Linked DNA regions of Homo sapiens: region 2 is linked to region 1. Evidence: chromatin loops called from intact Hi-C (ENCODE). Cell type or tissue: transverse colon. All regions are shown on one strand. Each heading gives the region's core, and the rest is flanking DNA. Links, peaks and the distances in the headings are about the cores only. Region 1 has its middle 17 kb from the start of PUM3. Region 2 has its middle 53 kb from the start of GLIS3.

Region 1 (8,341 bases), core at 107-8,106:
CTCTATACTCATGGAGATTATGTTCTAACAAGAGGAAGAAAACAACAAAAATTAATAAGTAAAGCACATAAAAATTTAGATAGTGATAAATACTATGGAGAAAAATAAAGAACGGGCCACACAGTCTCTGGGCCCTTGAAAGAAGCAAGAGAATGCAGAATGCGCCATGTTAGTAACTGGAGGAACAGTGTTTTAGGCAGAGGGAACAGCAAGTGCAGATGTCCTGAGGCAGAGCCATGCTTTGTTTGAAGAACAGCAAGAAGGTCAGTATTGTTGGTGAGGGTAAGTGGAGAAGGAGATGGGTTTAGGGGGTTATCTGTGAGCCTGATTACAGTGTCTTGGATATTGCGAAGACTTCTGTTTTTTCTCTGAAGGAAAGGGATTGTGAGCAGAGGGGTGGGTACGATCTAACTTGTGGTTTTACAGTATCATTCTGGCTGCCATGTGGGGAATGAACTTAGCGGGGAAAATGTGGAAGAAGGTAGACCAGTTAAGAGACTCTTTCAATAATCTGAGAAAAAGTGCTGGTAGCTTGGACCAAGAAGTGGGCAGTGGAAGTTGTAAAAAGCAGTAAAGAAGGTGGGGAAAACTAGCAGAGCCCACATGCAGAGCCAGAATCAGAATCATAACTGTTGAGTCAAGGGCAACTTGACCAACATATGAAAGAAAACCCAGGGTCAGTGTGTCAGAAACCCCGGGAATCCACTAACATCAACATCACCTGAAGCCTGCAGATATCACGCCCCACTCACAACCCTACAGCCCTGATATCTCTTTGTACACCTTGTATTTGAAATGATCCAGGCATTATAAAAAATGAAAATGCTATTTTGAGGGAAGAGGGACCTTTACCATTATTGAAGCCTTGAGAATTGGAATTCAAATTGCCAATCACTGTCTTCTGCTAAACATTTCTAAAAAGGAGACAAAAATGTGATTCCACAGAACACTGAGCATTATCATTCATTGAATCTGTGAGATTTGTGAATTGACAAAACTAAACACACGCAGTGGACGGAAATGGGGAAGAGCTATGCGCTGATACTTTTAAATGCCACTGTGTTTCGCTATGAATGTTTCTAATTACAAGACAAACAGAAGTGTGCACCGGAGGAGGAGCATCAGCCACCAGATGGCACTATTTCCCTGAAATACCCAATGGTACCCAAAATCACCAGGATGGCATACTCTCCAGGATTCTGCAATACTCTCCAGGCTAGAAAGGAGAGTCTTTCATTATTATTAACATCTCTTCTAAAGTCAGGGTCTAGAACCACAGAGGCAAAGGTTCTGTCTGTTCTGAGGCAATTCGGTTCCCCTGGCACAGGATGGCCTGAAGGATTCTGTTTTTCCCAACAAAGCTCTCAAAAGAGTTTAATGCAGGAGCTCTTAATCCCTATGGCAGTCTGGTGAGACTTCTGAACTCCTTCTCAGCATTGTGATTTTAAATGCAAAAAATAGGATGCGTAGGATTGCAACGGAAGCCAGTTATATTGAAAAGCTGCTACTGGAATATTTAAGCAAATGCAAGACATAGTAATATATGTGCTTTTTTATGAATGCAGTAAATAATAAAAGCCAGAGGCAGGCCTCCTATCCATTGTAATCTTGAAATAGCAATAAGCAAAAACAATATCTCAAAATATCTGCAACAACTATAATATGATGTTGTGGCTTAACAATCATATTTTATAAACTATAATTTTACTTAAAAGTTAGTAAAAAAAAATAAAGGTGTATTTTCTTTTCCCTTCTCTCTCTCTCTTTCCCTTCCTCCTTTCTTATGTTCCTTTAAAAAATATTTTCACTGGCCAGGCATGGTGACTCACGCCTATAGTCCTAGCACTTTGGGAGGCCGAGGTGGGCAGATCACCTGAGGTCAGGAGTTCGAAACCAGCCTGGCCAACATGGCGAAACCCTGTCCCTACTAAAAATACAAAAAATTGGCCAGGCGCAGTGGTGGGCGTCTGTAATCTCAGCTACTTGGGAGGCTGAGGCAGGAGAAGCACTTGCACCTGGGAGGTGGAGGTTGCAGTGAGCCAAGATCGCGCCATTGCACTCCAACCTGGGCAACAGAGAGAAAGTCTGTCTCAAAAAAAAGAAAAAAACAAGACAAACAAACAAAAACAAACAAAAAATTATATATATAATGATTATATTATTATAATAATATATTTAGAATATATATATTTATATATATATAAATATATATATATTTAGAAACTGTTTCTGTCCATGAACCTCTTGATTTCTGTCCATGAATCTCTTGAATATTGGAAGACCCCAAGTTAATAACCTTTGGTTCAGTGCCTTTTTAATGACTGTATCATACATTTTTGCCAACTGAAGAAAGTAAAGCCTCCCTCAAGCTGGCCACACTCAAAGAAGAAATGAGTTAAAGAGATTTTTTTTTTAAGTTACATTTTTTTTAAAGAAAAGATCAGGTGCAGTGGCCCACACCTGTAATTCCAGTGCTTTGGGAGGCTAAGGTGGGAGGATCACTTGAGGCCAGGAGTTTGAGAGCAGCCTGGCCAATATAGCCAGACCTTGTTTCTACAAAATATTAAAAACTTAACCTGGTGTGGTGGCTCATGCCTGTAGTTCCAGCTACTTGAGGTGCTGAGGCACAAGGGTTGCTTAAGTCCATGAGATCGAGGTTACAGTAAGCCATGATCACACCACTGCACTCCATCCAGCCTGGGCAACAGAGTGAGACCCTGTATCTAAAACAAAATAAAAAACAACTTCCACCCCCCAAAACCATCTGCATTTTATACTGTCTCTCTACAAAATGTTTGTTGTGGGTCATGAGCAAATTTCTATTGCTATCAAATAGAATACACATATTTATATATATATGTAGCTAAATATTTATATATATATATAGCTAAATACTCTAGAGACTGGGATAAACTATAAATATAAATATAAATATATGAGGAAGAGAAGAATACGTGTTAACTAACTTTCAATAGTACAAATGAAAGTAATTTTGTTATTAATAATTTAATTTATTTGTAAATTGTCTCACTTTCTCATCATGAACAACATGGGTAAGAATATTAATCATTTTACCTTTGTGTCTCATGGCCCAGGCAAATCAAAGTTGTAGTTTACTGAGATAATATGCAAATGAGATCATGGAACTGCTGCTAGTGGGACTTTTTTAATCTCATGGGTAACAAGAGACTGCAAGCAAGAACTTCACATCCTTTACATTTTCTAAGATGGGAAGAAAATAAACTCTACAAACTGCATATTGGGGAACTCAGTCTTCGTTCCCAAGAATGTACGAACCTGGAAAGAGACGCTGATCCCAGTAGGTGGCGCCAGCAAGCAGTCACCAAGGACAAGTCCCAGCACAGTCACTCCACTCTTTTTCTGGAGCTTACTAGACTGGAGTGGCGTATTAAGAGGATGTGTGAGTCCCCTGAAAGGTGTCTGAGGATCTTGCTAATGGTATACTTTCTCACAAGTGAAGAGATGTATGCTAAGCACAAATTAGGTGAATTCAGAACATTTAAAAATAAATAATCAGCCATTCTCGTATCTTATTAGTTTGTAAGATCTGCCATCTTCTCCTTTTTTCTGTGGGAAACCAGTCTTCTAGACTCACACTGGCATATGAACTTGTTTTCATCAAATGAGTTAATAGGAATGGGAGAGTTGATTTAGGAAATTTTGGGCTACATTGAGGGAAGAAGTTGAATGTCTTGAATCAAAGAGATGATGCATTTACTCTCTTTTGGGTGAGGCAAACCAACCTGGAAAGTTGTACTCTGTTTGGAAAATCACATTTTAAAATTAGATACAGACAAATTGGAACACCTCAAGCAGAGAGTTAAGGATGCTGACGATTCAGGATATGTATAGGAAATAGTACAAAGGATTTGAGATGTTTCAACGTGAGAAGGAGCGTGGGTCATGACAGGGAGGGGGATAAAGCGTGTTGCTCACAGGTTGGGGCTGACACATAGAAGACTGTACAATTTAGACAGTAAGTGCAGTCACTAGTCTAAGACCACAAACGAAGGGGAAATAATTAGGTTCAACAGCAGAAGAGCATTCAGTCACAAATGTTCTAAGAGGAAGATATGTTAGCATCTCTAGTAGTGAGTTCTAATTCATCAGAAGTATGCAAGCATAGGCAAGCCCCAGTTACACCTTTTATGGATTTGGGGAAGAAGATTCAAGTATTGGATTAGTGGTAGGTAAGGTCAAAGTTTCTCATACACCAACTAGTCTAGGGATTGATGGTAGTTTATTCAAAAATTTTTACTGGCTGGTGCGGTGACCCACGCCTGTAATCCCAGCAATTTGGGAGGCCAAGGTGGGTGGATCACCCGAGGTCAGTAGTTAAAGACCAGCCTGACCAACATGGTGAAACCCCATCTCTACTAAAAATACAAAAAATTAGCTGGGCGTGGTGGTGGGAGCCTGCAATCCCAGCTACTCGGGAGGCTGAGGCAGGAGAATTGCTTGAACCCGGGAGGTAGAGGTTGCAGTTGGCCAAGATCGCACCATTGCACTCCAGCCTGGGCGACAACAGCAAAACTCCGTCTCAAAAAAAAAAAAAAAAAACACCTTTTTTTTTTTTTTTTACTATGTTCCTGGAAAGAAATAGGCAGCATGGTTCACAAATCTAAATTTATTCAATGTAAAGGGCTATCATTTATTCTAAAATTATTTACTTCTTACTTTGTGAGGGTGACACGCCTTTTCTTTGTATGAAATAATTGTTGGTGATAGATTGTAGTATGTTTGTAAATATACCTTACCTGTTGGAATAAAGTTTGGAAATACTCTATTGAACTCTCTAATTTTTATTGAAATATAATAATAAAAATTGAAATGTAAAAAATTAAAAGGTCACTTATCTTAGTGATCTTTAGGCTCCTTTCGGTCCTGAGATGCTGTAATTCTAGGCACTAATTATTCAGCATCGTTAAGGAGTGAGAGTCTCTTCCATTTGATTTGTCTTCCCAGTCAGCCTGGAGTGGGGCTGGCACATGTTAGGCCCTGCCTTCCTTGCGCACTCCTTCTATGCTCATCACTGTCTGGCTTCTCTTCACACTTTTACCACATAAGTGTGTATCCCTAAATACTATCATTTATGCTTTGCGTGTATTTGGCCTTTATAAGAACAAAATCATAGAAAACGTGTCCTTTTGTTTCTGTTCTCTTTTGCCCAACACTTGAAAAAAGAAGATCGATCTGGATTGTCGTGGATAGCTTTTATTTTGCGGCGAAATATAGCCAGAATATAGCACATTTATCGATTTTACTTTGATGGACACCTTTTCTACTTTTGGCTATTTTGAATAATGCTTCTCCAACATTCTTATTCATATCCCCTCATGCAGAGTAGAGAAGAACTGATAAGTAGAATATTTTATATTAAATATAACCTTTGTGAAAATCAAGTATCCTTTCCATGCACAACGACTGGCCCAATCCTTATTGCCCAAAAGGGACCCATGATTGAAATTCTTTCAGCCTGTTCACAAAACCAGGGAACACATATCCAAAAGTATCAAGTATGTTGTTGGAAATATGAAGAGGTCAATTTGCTGATTTTCCCCCTACTTCAGATATGTCTGCCTGAATTGGGTCAGTCTCTCTCTCTCTTTTGTTTTCAGGGTTCAGTTGTTTTTTTTTTCTTTTAATGCTTATTTGGAAAATGACTAGCATATACGAAAAAGGTACAAAAATATACAGCTTACTGAATTAGTGTAAGGTGACCATCTGGGTAACTAATGCTCATGTCAAGAAATAAACAACATTTTCAGCACCCTAAAAGTCCCCACAGGAGTCTCCTGGCTGTTCTTTGCTCTTTACTTTTGTATTGAATCTTCAACAATTAAACATAGATTTATCTGGTTTCATTCTTTTCTCTCCTTCCTCTTCCCCCTAACTGCTTGCTACTAGGAAGTCTTTTTATCTAAATTTATTTTATAACAGCATACTTGCTTATGTAATTCCTGTTACTTTCTTTCAGGCTCAAAAAATCTGGTATTATAAAAAAATTATTCTCTCAAATTTTTTTAGTAAAAAATGTTTTTTTCTACATATTTAATAGGGTAGAAAAGAGAATGGAGAATAAATGAACTTAATGGATCATTCAGAGTAACTTTACATGTCATGTGAATTTAAACAAGATGATTAAACCAGGAGAGCACCAGAATGCCACCATGCCTTCAGCTTTATCACAGCTATGCCAGTCTCATTATTGGTACTGGTCACCTCTTCCTTCTCTCCTCCCAAAGTTTCCTCCCCTATTTGGTAATATTTGGCCTCTTTTCTATATATACCAAGTACACTTATTCCTTTTCTTCTAAGTTTTCTATCAAGTCCCCATTTCAGATATTACACTAAAATCTGTATCAATGATAAGACCCACATCTCTCCCAATGATACTTGCATTTAAATAATTATCAAAAACATCCAACGGAATTTTATAAGCTCTAAATAGTATTTATATGCAGGCTTTATATGAAAATATTGATGTAACTTACCGTTAAGAAAAATGGGGTAAATTTTGCAGAAGAGAGACCTATCCCATGAGTCAACCTTTAGGAATGCTACACTGAAATATACAAGCTGAGCATCCCCAAGGAAATCTTGATAGATACAAAGAATATGGAGATTAATCATTTTATTCTCTCAAACAATGTCCCAAAAGACAAGAGAGAAATCTCTTAAACATAAGAAATCACACCAGGCCTAGTGGTAAAGAAATTTTAAATATAAATCATATTAATACACTTGATATTGTAAACATTTCTAACAACAGGGAGGCAGGAGTGTGATATGGCTTGGATCTGTGTCCCTGCCCAAATCTCATGTCAAATTGTAATCTCTAATGTTGGTGGGGCGGGAGGCGGGGGGCGCTGGTGGGAGGTGGGTGGACCATGGGGGTGGATTTCTCGTGAATGGTTTAACGCCATCCCCTCGGTGCTGTTCTTGTGATAGTGAGTGAGTTCTTTCAAGACCAGGTCGTTTAAAACTGTGCGGTACCTTCCCCCTTACTTTTTCTTGCTCTGGCTCCTGCCACGTAAGATACCTGCTTCCCCTTTGACTTCTGCCATGACTGAAAGCTTCCTGAGGCCTCCCCAAAAAGGAGAAGCCGCTATGATTCCTGTACAGCCTGTAGAAATGTGAGCCAATTAAGCCCCTTTCCTTTATAAATTACCCAGTCTCAGGTATTTCTTTATAGCAATGCAAGAACAAATGAATACAGAGTGGAAAGGATCTACACAGGGAAGATTTGGTTAATGATATATTGATGATATCAAGAGCAACATGTATAAAGAAAATGTGGTAAATATACACCACATGGAATACTATGCAGCCATGAAAAAGAATGAGATCATGTCCTTTGCAGGAACATCGATGGCACTGGAGGCCATTATCCTTGGCAAACTAACAACAGGAACAGAAAACTAAATATTGTATTCTCACTTATAAGTGAGAGCTAAATGATGAGAACACATGGATACCTAGAGGGGAACAACACACACTGGGGCCTCTTGGAAGGCAGAGGATGGGAGGAGGAAGAGGATTGGGAAAAATGACTAATGGGTACTAGGCTTAATACCTGGGTGAAGAAATAACCTGTACAACAAAACCCCACGATACAGTTTACGTATGTAACAAACCTGCACTTCTTCTCCTGAACTTAAAAGTTAAAAGAAAAGTTACATAAAAAAAGAGCGACATGTAAAGCTAGTAACCAGGAATCTCAGAGCTGCTGCTTCTTGATTAGAAGTCCCTTTTAAATTCGTCAGATCTATGTAGTGGGTTCTAGTAATCAACTTAATCACCTTGGGTATCCTTATCAATTGGAACTTTTTCCCTCTGGCTCCTTCCTAACAAAAATCTAAATAAAATGATAAAGATTTGTGGAAGGAAGCCTAGGCACCAGCTTGAGATGGCCTAGAGGAAGCAAGATTCTTCCTGGTATTGTGGAAGCCATACCCCATCAACCCTACTTCTGAGGGCTGCTCTGCCTTACCCCTTCTGTTTAGGTAACCCATGTGTTTGGCCACTGACGCTGGTCTGGCCCATCTTTTACCAGGTCCTTCACATAAATTTGGAGGTCAATACATTTCATTAAGAGGAGGTTGAGTTTCATTTGGAAAGCTGGAGAAAATATATTTTACGGAGGATCTTTCCATTTTAACTGTTAAAGCCCACATCTGCTCACTCTTGTGTGTTACTTGCACAAGACCTCTCTACGCATCATCATCCACCTGCTCCAGAGTTGCCAAACAACTGGATTTTGGAAATTAAACAAAACATTAACTACTCAATTATTCAGGAAAGTTTCATAGTATTTCAG
Region 2 (8,341 bases), core at 295-8,294, 1.5 Mb after region 1:
ATTACATTTGTACTCAGCAAACATCCAGTAAACATTATTTCTAATTAGAAAAGAAGCTGAAGGAGGAAAACATTCATGAAACTCAATAATAATAAAATAATAGGAGAATGCAACATAAAAATAGGAGAATGCAACACTACTCCTTATCTAAGCTTACTAAACATCAGTTGATCCCTCAACTTTCAACTTAAAATAAGCCTTTGCCATGAGGGCTTCACTGAACACCCCAGTTGATAGCAATCTCTCCTTTCCACAACAGTTTATGATAGGTGTTGTCAGTGGCACTGGTATGCACACTTGCAGAACTGCAGACTAATGTTATTTAAATATTTTATGCAACCATATTTCTCCAAGTAGATTATATGACCCATAAAAGCCAGGCATTTGACTCTTCTAAATGCTTTATAATAGTAAATGTTCCTATATTTACTTAATAATTAACTGGAATTATTTTATTTGTATCCTGGCATGCACATTGCATACAATACCCTCTCGTAGAGTCTAATTGGTGTTGAGGATTTATATTGATGAGTAGAAAAAGAGAATGGAAATGGTCATTGCACAGAAAAAAATCCCTGTATGCTAGATGACCAAAAAGGAAAAAAATACCTAACAAAACTTTGTTAATTTAGATTGCATTTACTTAGGGAAGGAACTGAAGTACTTACCTTGCAAATTACTAGCAAAAATAAGATTCCAGGACTTCCAGACAAGAGGACACACAGAGCATCACTCTAAGCACACAGAAATGATGAATAAAAGACAGAAAAAAAAATACTTTAAGCAGGGCTTGACAGCAAAAAGGAAAAATATCCGGGTACCAGAAATGAAGAAGAAACCTAAATTCATGGTGGCAAGAAGAAATGAAGTCATGAAGCCTTCAGGGTGTCCTGAATTGGTCATTAGCCTTCAGTTTATCTGGAAGCCAGTTGAACTAGAAATCGATGAATCTTCTGTGGGGCCTGTCCTGGCAAGAGTGAGATAATCTGCTGCAGAGGCTGTGGGTGGGCAGCCCAGGCCAGCTGGCTTCAGGAATGTGAAAGAGACTTAGACGGACCAAGAGCAGTGGGGCAAAACTGACTTTGACCAAACTGAGAGAGTCAGATTGCAAGTTACACCAGCTCAGAGACAGCTGATAGCAGCATAGTGAGAAGGGATCAGGCATAGGAGTTCCATCACCGCAGAGGTCAGAGAAGACCGAGAGCTATCACAAGGCCCAGTGGCGATGGGAGACTCCCTTCCTCCACCACCGCATGGCCATGTTTGCTATACCCGCAAGGCACCTATTCACCAGCACCTTGGAGAGCAAAGAGGGAATAGGCGGAAATGTGAGGAACTGGGCACGTTTAAATCAAAAGACTGAAAATTAACTTAAAGAGACTATTTCAGTTATTGCACTGGGCCACATTTACTGGATTTGACTTAAAATTTATATTTTTTCCTCCCATCTCTATATGGATAGAAACAATTGACACAAATGGAATCAAGTAATAGAAAATTTCTTTAAACTGCATTTTCACTATTCACCTGTGCACAGTGTAAATTTATAATCCTGCCGTACTATATCTCTCTGAAATTTTTAAAAATATTTTTATTTTAAAGTCTCTTTCAGAACTGCTTTATTATCTCTATTTTGGGGTGGGGATAAGGAAGACTGAACTCTTCTTCCAGAATCCAAAATGTTAAATTGGACAAAAAGACCCCACCTTTGGTATTTCTCTCAAATCAAGTAATATCCTCCTTCATTCTGGACCAAGGAAGAGTTGGGATTGATGTGTCTCTGCTGCCTCTATGTCTCTTCTACCCAAAATGCCTTGGGGTAAAAAACATCAGGGTTTGTTTTGTTTTGTTTTGTTTTTGTTTTTGTTTGTTTTTGTTTTCTTCCAGTTTCTGTCTCCTCAGGACTTTCCCTAGTACCACTAGTACCAGAACCAGCTACGTAATTTTGGGGCCCAGTTCAAAATGAACAAGGGCTCTTTGATCAATAAACCATTTGTGGCTCTTCTAAGCCTGGGGCCCTGTGTGTCTGTGTAGGTCACACCGCCATGAAGCTTGTCCTATCTATATACAAGGCCTTGAAGTGCTGGGCCCTGGGCTTCACTTCTCTGTATAATAATCCATTTCTTTCTGATTCTGGCCTGTTTCTTAGACCTTAAGGCTGGTTGGGATAGCCTCTCTACACTTACAGGGAGCTGGAGAATTGCTTGAACACAGGAGGTGGAGGTTGCAGTGAGCCAAGATCAGGCCACTGCACTCCAGCCTGGGAGACAGAGTGAGACTCTGTCTCAAAAGAAACAAACAAACAAACAATTAACTGGGTGTGGTTATAGTCCCAATAAGCTGGGAGGCTGAGGAAGGAGGATCACTTGAACCTGGGAGGTTGAAGCTTCAGTGAACTGTAATCGCACCACTGCACTCAAGCATGGGCAACAGAGTGTCTCAAAAAAAAAAAAAAAAAAGGGAGGGTGAGGAGAAATCTTTTACATATCTCATAAAATATTTAGTGCTTGAGTTCATTACAAAAGTTTAGAATATACACTGAAAAACACAAAAATATCTTTCTCTAAGAGTTCTTTATTACTCAATTTATCACAGTAGTTGAAAAGGAATTTTCCATTTAATTGTTCAGATTTAGTGAAATTTTCATGGGCAAAAAGAGAAAAAAGTATGTAGTTCGGTAATGATGAACATCAAATGATAAGGAAAGATTTCATTTTTTTAAAAAAATGTTGTTTTTCCTTGAACTAGGGAGCACAAATGATACCCAAAGGACTCTCTGTCACTTACTGATGGGCCTTAGATTTTTAAAATTAGTTTCTAAGCCTCTTCAAAGAATCCAATTTTATCTTTAAGCTAGAAAACTGGAGCACAAAGAAGTCATTTTCAGAGAAAATGAATGCACAGTTTTCTTAAAAAAAAAATGCACACAGGATTCTGAATCTGGAGAAAAATATAAAACTAGTAGTGCCTGTATTTGAGTTACATTTTGGATCTAAAGAGTTTGATGTAACTCCTAGAGGGTTAATAGCTGCTCTTGGTTAAAAAGTAAATAAGCAAGATCAATTTTCTAAAATCTCTTTCTTTTCATGAAGTAAACTTCAGCGTAAGTACAAGCTACAGTGTTCGTGAAGACAGACTCACAACTACGATGGAAAAGTAGATTTCTGTTATTATAGAGGAAGCTTGTCTCAATCCATGCTTTGTCTCCTTTACATAAAAAAATACAGTCATTGTATTAAACTCTGCCAACATCAGTAAAACTCAGGCGACACCCAGTTGTGTTCTCTTTGGGGAGGCTAAGTGATTTTCTCAAAGTCATGCAGGAATATGGCTCAGGAACAAGGGAGCCACCTGAGGTTGGCCTATGACTACTAAAATTACACTGAGCCCTTTGTGTAGAGTCCCTTGGTCATTTATCTCCAAATTAAAATAGCTCACAATTCACCTTGGGTCCTTTTGGCCTGTGAGGGTATGGGGACATAGAAATACAGAGGACTAAGGCATGGTGGGGCATCTTTTGGGTAAACCCAAGGGCCTTCCCTGATTCCCAGGATCAGAGAGCACAGAATGGAAACCAAACAACCATGCTCTTTAGAGATGGCCGTTTAAGTGAACTCTGTCTTGGGTTAGGCTACTTCTGTAGAGGGAGGTTTCTTCCTTTGGCCATCACCAGCTTTTGTGGGCACAGACCTGGTTAGTGGGGAGATGATCAAGACCATCGCAGGCCTGAAGGGCTATGTGTGGCCATGGGCAGTTCAGCTGGCCCTTGTGCCTTTGTGCTGCTGGCTCTTGGCAACAATACTTGGATGGAGAGATCAAAATACAGAATTGGTCATAAATAAACTTTCTTGGATGTTGGCCAAAAATGAATCTTCATAGTTAGGTAAACCATGAAGAGAATTTGTGAACTTTAAAAGAAAACCATATCCTGTGGTGCATGGAAAAAATCCAGTTTTCTATACATTTAGTAGGTGTAAGTAGCCACTTGTCAGGCTAAGATATAGGGTCCTCTCGCTCCTTCAGGGTTCCAGACCTCAGTGGTTTTTTGGCTCATTGGTTTGGTTAGGAGATCAGTCAGCTCTCTGGAAAGTTTTTTCAGCCTGGGGTATGGTGGCCACCTCTCAAGACTCAGCCGTGTCTTTGGATTCCTGGGTGAACAATACAACTTGACCGAAATTTCTGTTGCTCTGAGACTCTGAGAAGTTCCCTCTCTTGACATCCCTGTGCCATTAAAGGCTAAAACTTGAGGCAAAAGTAAGCAGACTTCTGTACCCTACCAGCCAGGCAAAACCACAGGCTGGGTACAGATGTCTGTAGCCCAGCAACTCCTCAAAGACTCCACTGTCTTTTTTGTGCATGAAATTGCTTGCTATATGATCTGATTTTGTGAAGTCTCGGTCCTCTGATTTCAGGCAGCTTTCTTTAAACTATGAGAAGGAGGTGTGGGAGTTAACGAGCAGCAAAACTACTCAAGTCCATTGAGCCTCAGGATTCCAAAGTTCAGGGCCAGGGATTGTCTCTGGACTCAGCCCAGCCAAGAAATGAGTAAGGCATTTCCAGAACTGCCTCTGGGCACTGGCATGTGTACTTGTGTGTTGACAGCAAAACTAAGGACTGTACTCTGATTCCTTACTGAAGAGTATCTCTCAGCGGGTCCAAAGTCAAGAAGTTACCCAAAACGGGCCGTAATCTGGAGTAAGCTAGAGTCTAAGATCATCTCGAGATAGAGCCAGATCCCTCCCCTAAACCACACAGCAGAATAGTCCTCCGTCGTTTTTCTGGGGGCCTCCTTATCCGCTGCACAAAGATGTATGTTCTGAATTATATGTGTTGAACTTAATTCGGTGCCTGTAGCTGTTGATTTGCTTTTGTTTCCCACAGTCTCCTCTGAAGAACTGCAGGAAATCTGTCGCCCAGGATGGAGTGCAGTGGCGCGACCTCGGCTCACTGCAAGCTCAGTCTCCCAGGTTCACGCCATTCTCCTGCCTCAGCCTACCCAGCAGCTGGGACTACAGGAGCACGCCGCCACACCCGGCTATTTTTTTTTTTTTTTTGTATTTTTAGTAGAGACAGGGTCTCACCGTGTTAGCCAGGATGGTCTCTATCTCCTGACCTCGTGATCCGCCTGCCTCAGCCTCCCAAAGCGCTGGGATTACAGGCGTGAGCCACCACGCCCGGCCAACTGCAGGAAAATTCTTGATAGCCAAGAGGGCTTTTTAAAAAAGAGTGTTATGCTAAACTTGCAAATCAGACAATGGCAGGCAAAGGCACATGAAATTAGACTCCCCATCTGAAACTGAGTACTTTCTCCAGCCAAACTTCCTGAGACCTTTTTGTGTGTTTGAATGAGATTTAGTTCGCACTCTTGAAACAGGACACCTCTCTTCATGCCATATGGATGAGGGTATAAGCACCCTGTTAGCAGGCATGGGGTCCCTAGCCAGAGTCACCTCCTTGAGTGAGTGGGTGATTATTTCTTTTCTTTTGCTATATTTAACCAAGAATTATACACTACATCCCAGGATCTCACTTTCTATAGACTATATTCCCTACAATAATAACTGCTTACCCTCCAGAATCCACGTGACCCATCTTATTCAGGTCAAAACCTCAGTGCACGGGATTGTCCCAGGCACAGTTTAGCACAGCCGCACTCACATGGAACAGTGCACTATTCAAGGGGCTTTCTCGAGCCTCTCACTGCGGTCCTGGGATCAGGAGAATAACCCCATTGGCAGCACTGGAGTGATGCATAAGTGTCCCTGAGCTCCTTGATCAGATGACACTCTCCCTCTAGGAAAACATGCTACCCCAAATTCCACCCTCAAAGAGTCATTCCTTTGGAATAAGCTACTGTCACCTTTAAGAGTTCCCTGAGTAGCCGGACATGGTGGCTCATGCCTGTAATCCCAACACTTTGGGAGGCCGAGGTGGGCGGATCACTAGGTCAGGAGATCGAGACCATCCTGGCTAACACGGCGAAACCCCATCTCTACTAAAAATACCAAAAATTACCCAGGCGTGGTGGCGGGTGCCTGTAGTCCCAGGTACTCGGGAGGCTGAAGTGGGAGAATTGCTTGAACCCTGGAGGCTTGAACCCGGGAGGCGGAGGTTGCAGTGAGCCGAGATCACACCACTGCACTCTTAGCCTGGGCGACAGAGCGAGACTCCATCTCGAAAAAAAAAAGAAAAAGAAAAAGAAAAAAGAGAGAGAGTTCCCTGAGTCAAAGTAGTAGAGTTGGAAAGTGTCCTGGATTTGGAGTTGGGCACATCTGGGTCCCAAAGCAAACTCTGCCACTTGGCGGCTGTGTGACTATCTGCAAGCAACTTAACCTCCTTGAGCCTCAGGTTGGCTTTGTGTAAACTTACAGGGCTCCTGTAAGGCAGGGCTCATTTAGGCAATGCATATAGAGGGGTAAGCACATGGCTGATATCTTGTAGGTGCCCAATAAACTATAGGTATCACTATGATTATTAAATACAAGCACTTCTAGGAACAATAACTTGGCACGAAATAGACAAGTTTCCTTTGACACAGTACATAGCTAGCTCAAAATCAGGTAAAGAATGAAATGGGTGCTACTCTCCTAGTGACACCTCATAGCCCAGGAACTGTAAGAAGGATCTCAGAAAAGAGGGGAAGGAGGAGTCAAAGACAAGCTTTATCACCTTTGGAATCTGGCTTCTTAATCATACCCCATCTTTTAACAGCTAGGGACACTAACTCAGCAAACCTCTTGGCTAATGTCATATAGTTAATTGAGCAGCAGCTGGAATGAGAGCCTATACACCCTGTTTCCAGCCATAGACCCTTTTCACCAACTGAGCATTGCACCTATACAATGATGAAAGAGTCAGTGGTGGCAAAACACTGGATCAGGAATCAAATACCTGCTTTCTAACTAGAAAGGGGCATGTGGGAAAGTCCTGGGGGCAATGAAATGTTCTATATCTTGATTAGCATGCGTTTGGTATGGTTACATAGACATACATATTTATCAAAATGTATCAACTGGGCACTTCAGTTCTGTGTGTTCTATGGTACAAAAATTATACATCAGTAAAATTAGTTAGTCAAAAAATATATTTTCCAGCCCCAGCTCTAACACTAATGAGCTGAGTGGTCTTGGCCAAGTCAATCCAAGTCGACTCTCTTTGCTTTACCTTTCTTTTCCTTGTAATGATGGGTTATAATTAGACAAAGTTCCTTCCACCTCAACAATATGATTTGGTAAACAGGACCTCTTTCTTTCATTTCAGTCGCTATTGTATTCACACTGAGTTCAGCAGCAGAGCCGGAGAGACTGGCCCACAATTTAGGAGGACTGGGGACTGGTATGTGCAAGTGATCCAGTGTCTTTCTTTTGCATCACTAACTCTCCAGCTACACTTTAAAGAGCATGATTGGTTTTCCACAGGGATCCGACAAAGCAATATGATTGAGCCCTGGTATGAGAATGATCTGGCCTCAGAAAAGTTGTATCTGCCACCAGAGATAACAACTTTCACATGGAGAGCAGAGAAAATGTTTCCTGGACAATGGGAATGACTGACAGATATTAGATGGGAGGAAATTGAAGGCTTTGCCAAGTTTCATGATAAAATGCTATTTCTCACGGTAGGGTCAAGCTGTCTCTATTGCAGCTATTGCTTTTAAAATACAAAGGGAACACAGCAGATTCAACAGAGTGCATCAGATTTTACAAAGAGTATGTGATCAAAGACTGCTTGTTTCATTTATAAATGAAATCGCATGACTATTAGAGCAACAAAGATCATCAACAATGAATTTGGAATTTGCTGATGAACCAAAAGCTGAAAAACATCAGTAAGAAAATCTCTAAAGGTTTGATTACAAAGCCTTTTGGATGTAAAATGCCCACCAATGTTTGCAAGATTACACATGTAAAAAGGTTAAATTGGACTTTCAGGCAAGAGCATTATACCAGGAGCTGGAATTGGCATTTTCAAAATATTTTAATAAGTGTTTCAAAAGGTGGAATATATTGACTGGTACGAAATCTTACTGTTTCCAAAGACTAGAAATCTAAAATTGAAATCTAGCATGTATAAATCATTGAATATTAGTGAGTTTACTTATACAAACAGAACTGAAACAAAAGTTCTATTTTAGTTTCAAGTTGCATTTAAAAATGAGTGGAATTTGTTCTTATTTAAAATCTTTGGGGAATAACCCTGTGATCTTTAATTTTGTATCAACTTGACTGGGTTACAAGGTGCCCAGAAGTTTGGTTAAACTTTATTCTGGTTGTGTCTGTGAAGGTGTTTCTGGATGAAATTAACATTTGAATCAGTAGATTGAATAAAGCAGATTGCCCCT

The links. Peaks named below come from ENCODE experiments on the same cell type or tissue, not always from the same donor. Only the 100,000 strongest peaks of a DNase experiment are listed, where the experiment ranks them.
Region 2: a loop joins it to region 1, with 7 times the contacts of the local background. A loop is called at or near these places in 17 of 110 quality-filtered maps.

What each region holds. Positions count from the first base shown.
Region 1 is chr9:2,856,654-2,864,994 of GRCh38, forward strand. No RefSeq gene overlaps it. Among named protein-coding and RNA genes, the nearest start is that of PUM3, 17 kb to the left of the region's middle. In transverse colon, for the core only: CTCF peaks have their summits at 1,145 (motif pointing right) and 3,300 (motif pointing right); DNase peaks (open chromatin) are centred at 1,128 and 3,332; H3K27me3 peaks cover 1,242 bases.
Region 2 is chr9:4,348,956-4,357,296 of GRCh38, forward strand. It overlaps a transcript of GLIS3 not described here. Among named protein-coding and RNA genes, the nearest start is that of GLIS3, 53 kb to the left of the region's middle. In transverse colon, for the core only: no CTCF peak of the experiment used is centred there; a DNase peak (open chromatin) is centred at 4,506.